Linked DNA regions of Mus musculus: region 2 is linked to region 1. Evidence: chromatin contacts called from ENCODE Hi-C or POLR2A ChIA-PET data. All regions are on one chromosome and are shown on one strand. The core of a region is the stretch at or near the end of the contact, and the rest is flanking DNA. Distances in the headings are between cores, read along the strand shown.

Region 1 (3,556 bases), core at 538-3,037:
TGGCTTCCTAGGGCACCGGTTATTAAGATTATACACAGACATATATGTAGACAAAGCACCCATACAAATCAATCAATCAGTCAATCAATCAATCCTCCAAAAATAAACCCCACCTTTACAGTAAAAGTGCACACTGAGGACCTCTGTCTTCTGGGCAGCTCGTGGCGGCTGCCATCTTGAAATCAGAAAGCAGTAGTTAGCAGCATGAACCCTCACATCCTGTGCCCGTTAGCATTTCCCCATGGACACAATGGCGGGCACCCAGGCTTATGCAGCACCTCCTATCTCTGAGGGTATAAATGTAGTTAACAATGCTGGAGGCATGGGAGAGACTCATTGTTGGTATAGCTACCCTTAAGTGGTCTATGCTTGAATGACCCCCAATTAAAACACTTATTTGGCCTGATGTTGTTATATCTGGGTAAATAAAAATGAATTTCCTGGGGAAAACCATTCAATAAAAATTGAAAGCCGGGTGTGGTGGCACACGCCTTTAATCCCAGCACTCGGGAGGCAGAGGCAGGTGGATTTCTAAGTTCGAGGGCAGCCTGGTCTACAAAGTGAGTTCCAGATCAACCAGGGCTATACAGTGAAACCCTGTCTCGAAAAAAAAAAATGACAATATTACTGATTTGGATATCAGTGAAAGCAAACGAGCAATATCTGGAGTAGGCCGAGGGTAGAGTGGTGGTAACCATGGGGCCTCCCACACAGCTTCATTCCCTTGCGCCAAGCCCCAGACAGCAAGGAGTATCATGGTTAACATCCTCTGATTCCACTAGCAGAATAATTAGAAGCCCTCAGATTAGTCGCCTGCTTCTGATGGAGACTGGCATTTTGCACAATATTTAGATACATGCTCCCAACCAACTTTGGGGTTAATCATATAGACATGTCTTACTCTGTAATCCAGGCTAGCCTCAAACTCACAATCCTGCCACAGCCTCCCAAGTGCTGGCTTTACCGGGGTACACCACCATGCCCAGCTGACAAACTTTTTCAGCTTTGCAGTTTGAATTCACATATTATAAAATCAAACAGTGAGGGGCTAAAAAGATGACTCCTGGTTAGGACCACTGGCTGCTCTTCCAGAGGACACTGGTTCAATCCCCAGCACCCAGAAGGCAGTTTAGTTCACAGTTGTTTGTAACTCCAGATACAATGGATCCGACATCTTCACTGAGATATGCATGCAGGCAAAACACCAATGCATATAATAGAAATAATTGGAAAAATATTAAAAAGTGAATGTAACAGTCACATAAGTGGAAGGTTTTTTTTTTTTTTCCTATTGCTCTAAGTACCAAGAAGATCTCAAGGTTTCAGTAACTATTTCATTTGATCTTGATTTAACCTAGTGGAAAATGGTAGAGATTAATTTCTTCTTTGTATATATGGCAAAGAGAAATGCATTTGCTTCCAGAAAATGTAGGTCTTAAAGGAGTTATTAGAAAAGCAAGGTTTAGGACTAGCCTCACACTGCAGCCCAGACTGGCTTCGAAGTTACCGCAATCCTCCTGCCCCAGCCTTGAGCTAGCCACTTCATATTGCAAACTTCAGACCTTTCTGAGGCTTTCCGTACTGCGGAGTTTATAATGCACCGCGACGAGACCTTGGGAAGCTGTCTTGTGACTGCAGAGGGTGGGAGAATAGGAATAAAAGCAGAAATGCGGCCGAAGTGGTGTACACGTCAGCTCAGGTTGCCTGTCTAGCACAGGCCTAGCGGAGAACCGAGGCCAGGCCCGAGGCCCCGCCCCGGGGCGTGTCTCCCCAAGGTCCCGCCCCCAGACGCCCGCAGCGGCCGCGGAGACACCGGAAGGAGCGGCGGCTGCCGAGGGAAGCGTCGGGCAGCGGTCGGGTTCTGCGGGCCGCGCTGCGGAACCGTTTTGCGGCCCTGCGGATCCGAGCGCTCAGGCTCCGAGGAGGAGTGCGCTGGGCGGCGGGCTGAGGTGAGCGCGGCGGACGGGCGGGCGGGCGTGCGGCGGCGGCGGGCCGGAGGGAGGGCGGGCGCGGCCGGGCTGAGGCTCGCCCCGGCGCGCGGCCCGGGCGGCTCGGTGGTCAGGGATCCGGGTCGGGGGGCGCGACCTGTGCGCGCCGCCCCGTTATTCATTGCTACGAACGGGAAAACCGAGGTGTCACCGTCCCAGTGGCGTGTCTTCGGCCGACGCAGCGTTTGGGTCGAGTCCAGTCGTAGCGTCTGTCGGTCGCAGCTTTTGTTCGGGTCACATTTCCACGGTGTGAGTGCTTTCCCAAGCGCTCAAGCATTTTTCAAATACAAAATGCTCCTCGTCGGAAAATTCGTCATGTTGACCTGTTAGGCAATGTGATTGATTTGATTGCCTTAGGGGCTTTGCACACAACTGAAGATTAGGGTTTACATTCTGTCGGAATCAGTATTAGGCCTGCGAAATGGAGCCAGGGGCTGACATCCTGGCTGGAGCAGAGTCTAACTAAACTGAAGACGCGTTTTACCAAAGGTCTCGAGACTTAGTGCTTAATGTAGAATTCTAGAATGTTCTCTCTCTCTCTCTCTCTCTTTTTTCTTCTTTAAATTTTTTCGAGACAGTCCAATGTCTGGCCTCCCAAGTCCTGATCCTCCTGCCTCCATCTCCCAAGTTGCTGGGATTCCAAATGTATTGCCACCATGTCATGCCAGATATTTTTTTGTTTGATCTGACAATTTTTTTCTTTACGAAAAACCTGTTACCAAAGATAATGAGAGTCAGGGTAGACTGCTCAAGCCTAGAGATGCCTTTGGCAGAAGATAACATTTGGAAGGTGGAGGAAGGTAGAGAAGGACTTCCAGGCTAGCCTAGGCTACAGGAGCCCCCATTTCAAAGCAAGCAAGCAAGCAAGCAAGCAAACCAAAGAGGCAGGGGAGGGGAGGGAGAGGGAGAGAATGAGACCATTTCTCCGAGTGTCTTCTGTGGTTGAGGGTGCAGTTGTATCTTATGGAAAGGTCAGAGCAAATCCGATGATTGCAGCAGGCTATTTGATCTTATGAATGCTGGCAGTGAGTTTGTACTGTTAATATAAGTATGGAAGAATGAAAATTTTATAACTTGTTTCAGTAACTTATACTATGCCGATAGTTTTGTTATTTCATTTACTTTGGCAAGATGAGAAAAACTACACAAATATACATGGGGGCTATATTTATGATTGCATGCTATTTTTTTTTTTTTTTTTTGGTTTTTCGAGACAGGGTTTCTCTGTGTAGCCCTGGCTGTCCTGGCACTCACTTTGTAGACCAGGCTGGCCTTGAACCCAGAAATCCGCCTGCCTCTGCCTCCCGAGTGCTGGGATTAAAGGCGTGTGCCACCACGCCCGGCTTGCATGCTATTTTTTGATCTGCATTGCCAGTTTTCAGTTACTTTCCTTTTTAGTTCATGTAGTATATGAATAAGCAAATCTCTCCACATAGTTGCAGCAAGTAGGTGATTTGCTGTTTTCAGGATCCTTTCACTTACAAAATCTTACTTGATTCTGTTCCTGTCCTCTGACGAATGCCAAATAGCCTTTTCCCAAGTCAGAGTTTCAAGCTTGTGTAAGGATC
Region 2 (3,556 bases), core at 316-2,815, 120 kb after region 1:
TTTGTTTTTAAATTATGGAAAACTTCTCTCCAGAGACTCATGCTGTGGTGTTTGCTTTCGTGAAATCCAAATGCCTGGAAGTTGAAAGACAAAGCGACACCGTTGGCTTTCCTGGTGGAAACTCGCCGTTTTGCTGGCATGAAAGGGAAACTCACTAGCAGCTCTCCATCCTCAGGAGGCCAGAGAAGCAGTGGAGAGAGGAGAGTCTATAGGCGCGCAGTCAGCCTTGTTTTCTATAGGCACATAGTCAGCCTCGTTTTCTGGCAGCAGGCAGGTAAAATAGGATAGATTTCAGAAGTGGAGTCTTATAGAGCAAAGGAAGCTAGAGGAACAGGGTTGACCCAGAACCCCCAGTCTCCTCTGAATTTCTCCTCTGGTTCTTCACAGGCTCCTCAGCACTTCCCTCTGTCCCAGAGATACTCTGTTCATCTCAGTTCCCATGGAGAATTTTAAAAGAAAATTAAGTGATTCTTTTATCATTGTTTATAGCTGCAAAGGAACCAGACAGAACCACTTTACACAGAGCTAAGTTTTGTGGGGTACTTTGTTTTGTTTTGAGACAAGGAGTTGTGGAGCCCAAATTGGCCTTGAGCTTGCTCTACATCCCAGGCTGGCTTTGAACCACACTTCCTGGGTGCTGGGCCTACAGGCATGTGTCACCACACCGAGCATGCTTGTCCAATGCTCACATCCGTTTTTGGAGCTTGTAGTATTAGCACGTTTAGAACGGTTAGCTAACAAGATGCCCGAGTTCCACGTCCTCTGAGAGCAGAAGAGAGTTCATGGGACTAGCAGGGTGAGAACGAGACTCTCTTGGAGCAGTTGTGAGCTCGGGCCAGCCTCTACCGCGTGTAAGCTGTCCTGTTACCTCAGCGGCTTCTTAGTCAAAATGAGTTTCATGATTTACTTCACCCCAAAAACTCCAGTGCTGACTCTCTAGTCAAACTGAGATGTCTTCGTGTGTTTGGTAGAAAACCTGGTGAGTGGATTTGCTTCTGAAGGATCTGCCATCCTGGGTCTGAAACTTGATAGGAAGCTGTAGGGAGGAATTTCCCCGGTGAGTATAAAGTTAAATTTCTTGCTGTTGTTTTAAATCCCATAAGCGAGCATACGGAACTGGCACTGGGGCCCAGTGGCTGCTCGTTTCCTTTCTTCTTTCTCTTTGCTTTCGTCTGGAGTCCTGAAGCTGGTAGCTTTCTGAGCTGCAGCTTTGGTTTTTGTGTCTTGGCAATGTGGGCTTTTGGAACCAACCGAGCTGTGACAGTGGACTAGGGTTAGAGTCAGCACCACAGCCTCCTGTACTGTCTGCATAGGCCAGCTAGGAGTCGTGTGGCAACAGTGTCTGCCGCACTGTCCAGGCTGGGTGCCTGAGTGATCGCTCTGGGTGGGTGGTGGGACTCAGAAGTGGGTCTTGTATACTTTCAAGACTAAGCATGTATTCCTTTAAAACTAGTGGGAAAGCCCCCCGCCTGAAGAACACTACAGAAATAGACTGGAGGAATTCCAGGGGCCACTGTCAGCTCTACTTTATATCAGAAAGGGTTTTAAACAAGGTGACTCACCGAGGGTCACAAGTCTGGCCTGGGACTTTCCAACACCCAGAGCAGTGTGTCCAGCAATATTCCGTCAGTGTTGGCACGTTTCACCCCCAAGTGCTTCATGTCCAGCTACTTACTTAGTAGTAAATTCGCCCACAGTAGGCAAGTCTTCCCTCCCCTGGGCTAGTTCACCTATCTGTGGGGCTCTCCTATCCGCGGAGGCTGCTACAGCCTGGGGAGGGGAGCTTGAAGATGATGGCAGCTGCCTGGAGAACCGATGGAGGGAGAAGCCGGCTGAGTGGCTCCTCCCTCTGCTTGCTGAGATGGAAGCAGAAGCTGTGCATTGCTTCTCTGTCACACATACATGTAGGCGTGGAGTGGAGTGTATGTACAGTGGACCTGGCAAGGCGGTGCAACCGAGCTACTAGGGCTCTCTCCCCGTGGTTCTCTGGTGTCCGTTTTCAGCACTAACAAAGTAGATTGTAAATGTCACGTCTCTGTGGATCCAGTTGCCAGCATCCCCAATAAAAGGATGCCTGAGAGATGAGCCAGAGAGGCCTGGGAACCGATTTCTTGGAGAGTGACAGAGTACCGTAAGTATAACAGAAGTCGGATATCTCTGGAAAGCTTATTAGCTCAGTGTCAATGAGCCATTCATTGGTGAGTCTGTAGGTTTAGATTCAGATGATTCCAGAGTGAGAGAAGGGCTTTTTTTTTCCTGATTCTCAAATGGGATAAACTGTAAATTACATCTGGCTTTCCTCAGTCTCAGGACGGAAGCAGATTCCTTGGTTGTTCCAGGCGGCACAAAATGGGAAGCTTCCAAGATGATGCAGGTTATGAAGGTTCTTGGAGGCCTGACGTTCTTTCATTTCCTTATTTATTTACTTGTTTATTTATTTATTTGTATGTGCACAGTTGCACTGCTTGCACGTATCTGTGCCCCGTGTGCACGCAGTGTCCTTGGAGGACAGAAGAGGCTGTCAGACCCCCAGGGACTCGAGTTAACGGACAGTTGTGAGTCATCACGTGGGGGCTAGAAATCAAGCCGCTGACCTCTGGAAGAGCCCTGGGCCCTTACCCAGCCCTGAGGTTGTAAGCCATGTGCACACTCGATGATGTCATGTTTGTTTACTAACTACTTTTTTTTTTTTTTTTTTCGAGACAGGGTTTCTGTGTGTAGCCCTGGCTGTCCTGGAACTCACTCTGTAGACCAGGCTGGCCTCGAACTCAGAAATCCGCCTGCCTCTGCCTCCCCAGTGCTGGGATTAAAGGCGTGAGCCACCACACCTGGCTACTAACTGCTTTTGATCTTATGCATGCCAGTACGCAAAGTCAAGAGGAGCGAGCTTGTGGGAGTTGGTCCCTTCGTCGTCTGTGTAGGTCCTGGGACCCGAGCTCAGGGCTCCAGGCTTGATAGCAGCTGCCTTTGCCCATTTAGATATTTTGTCAGCCTGCTTATTTTATTTTTTAAGGTATAATAAATCTTTGAGGTTTTTGTTTTGTTTTGTCGTTTGGTTTTCTTTTTAAATAACAAGTGATTACAGGAAACCCTATAAAAAAAAGTTCAGCATCCAGGGGTCATAGTCGGAAGCACGGTATAGACCTTTCTTAACCAAGGGTTTAGGATTCTGGGAAACAAACAAACAAACAAACAAACATGGGCAGGTTTGGGGGGTTGGGAATTCACTCTCTGTCATTTAAGGGATGGATAATGTAGCCTGGGGAAGCAGGTTGTTGCGGCTGACTGGTGCCGGCCACGTCGGGAAGAGGAGGAAGAAGACTGTATGTACCCTTGTACCAGTCCTTGCGTTCCCTTAGCTTTGCCCCAGGTGACTCCCATAGCCTCTTAGTGGCCCCTCCTCCCCCTGGATCTTTTCTCCACAAGACAGTGGGGTAAATTCCAGATGGAAGCCCCAGATTACCTCAGCCCCCTTGTGCACGCTGGCTCCACTTTGATGTATTCTTGCATGCCTCTCCACCAGGTTTTATTGTCACAGACAAGTGAGTGATCTAGC

The links. Hi-C counts contacts between places; a loop is a spot of excess contacts on that map. ChIA-PET counts read pairs that join two places held with the same protein, here RNA polymerase II (POLR2A).
Region 2: a loop to region 1 is called in a map of T-helper 2 cell, with 2.9 times the contacts of the local background. The contact joins the enhancer-like site here to the promoter of Usp33 in region 1. A Hi-C loop is called at or near these places in 1 of 37 maps with a recorded cell type or tissue (T-helper 2 cell). POLR2A ChIA-PET finds 5 or more read pairs at or near these places in 1 of 5 experiments (Patski).

Annotation. Positions count from the first base shown.
Region 1 is chr3:152,344,691-152,348,246 of GRCm38, forward strand. Usp33 (ubiquitin specific peptidase 33) reads left to right here and starts at 1,788. Exons shown (of 24, transcript NM_133247.3): 1 at 1,788-1,949.
Region 2 is chr3:152,467,991-152,471,546 of GRCm38, forward strand. All of the region lies in intron 13 of Ak5 (adenylate kinase 5), which reads right to left. Among named protein-coding and RNA genes, the nearest start is that of 3110067G11Rik, 20 kb to the right of the region's middle. Within about 2 kb of position 1,566, at least 1 of the 3 ENCODE cell types and tissues checked has a DNase peak (open chromatin) inside an H3K27ac peak, as active enhancers do.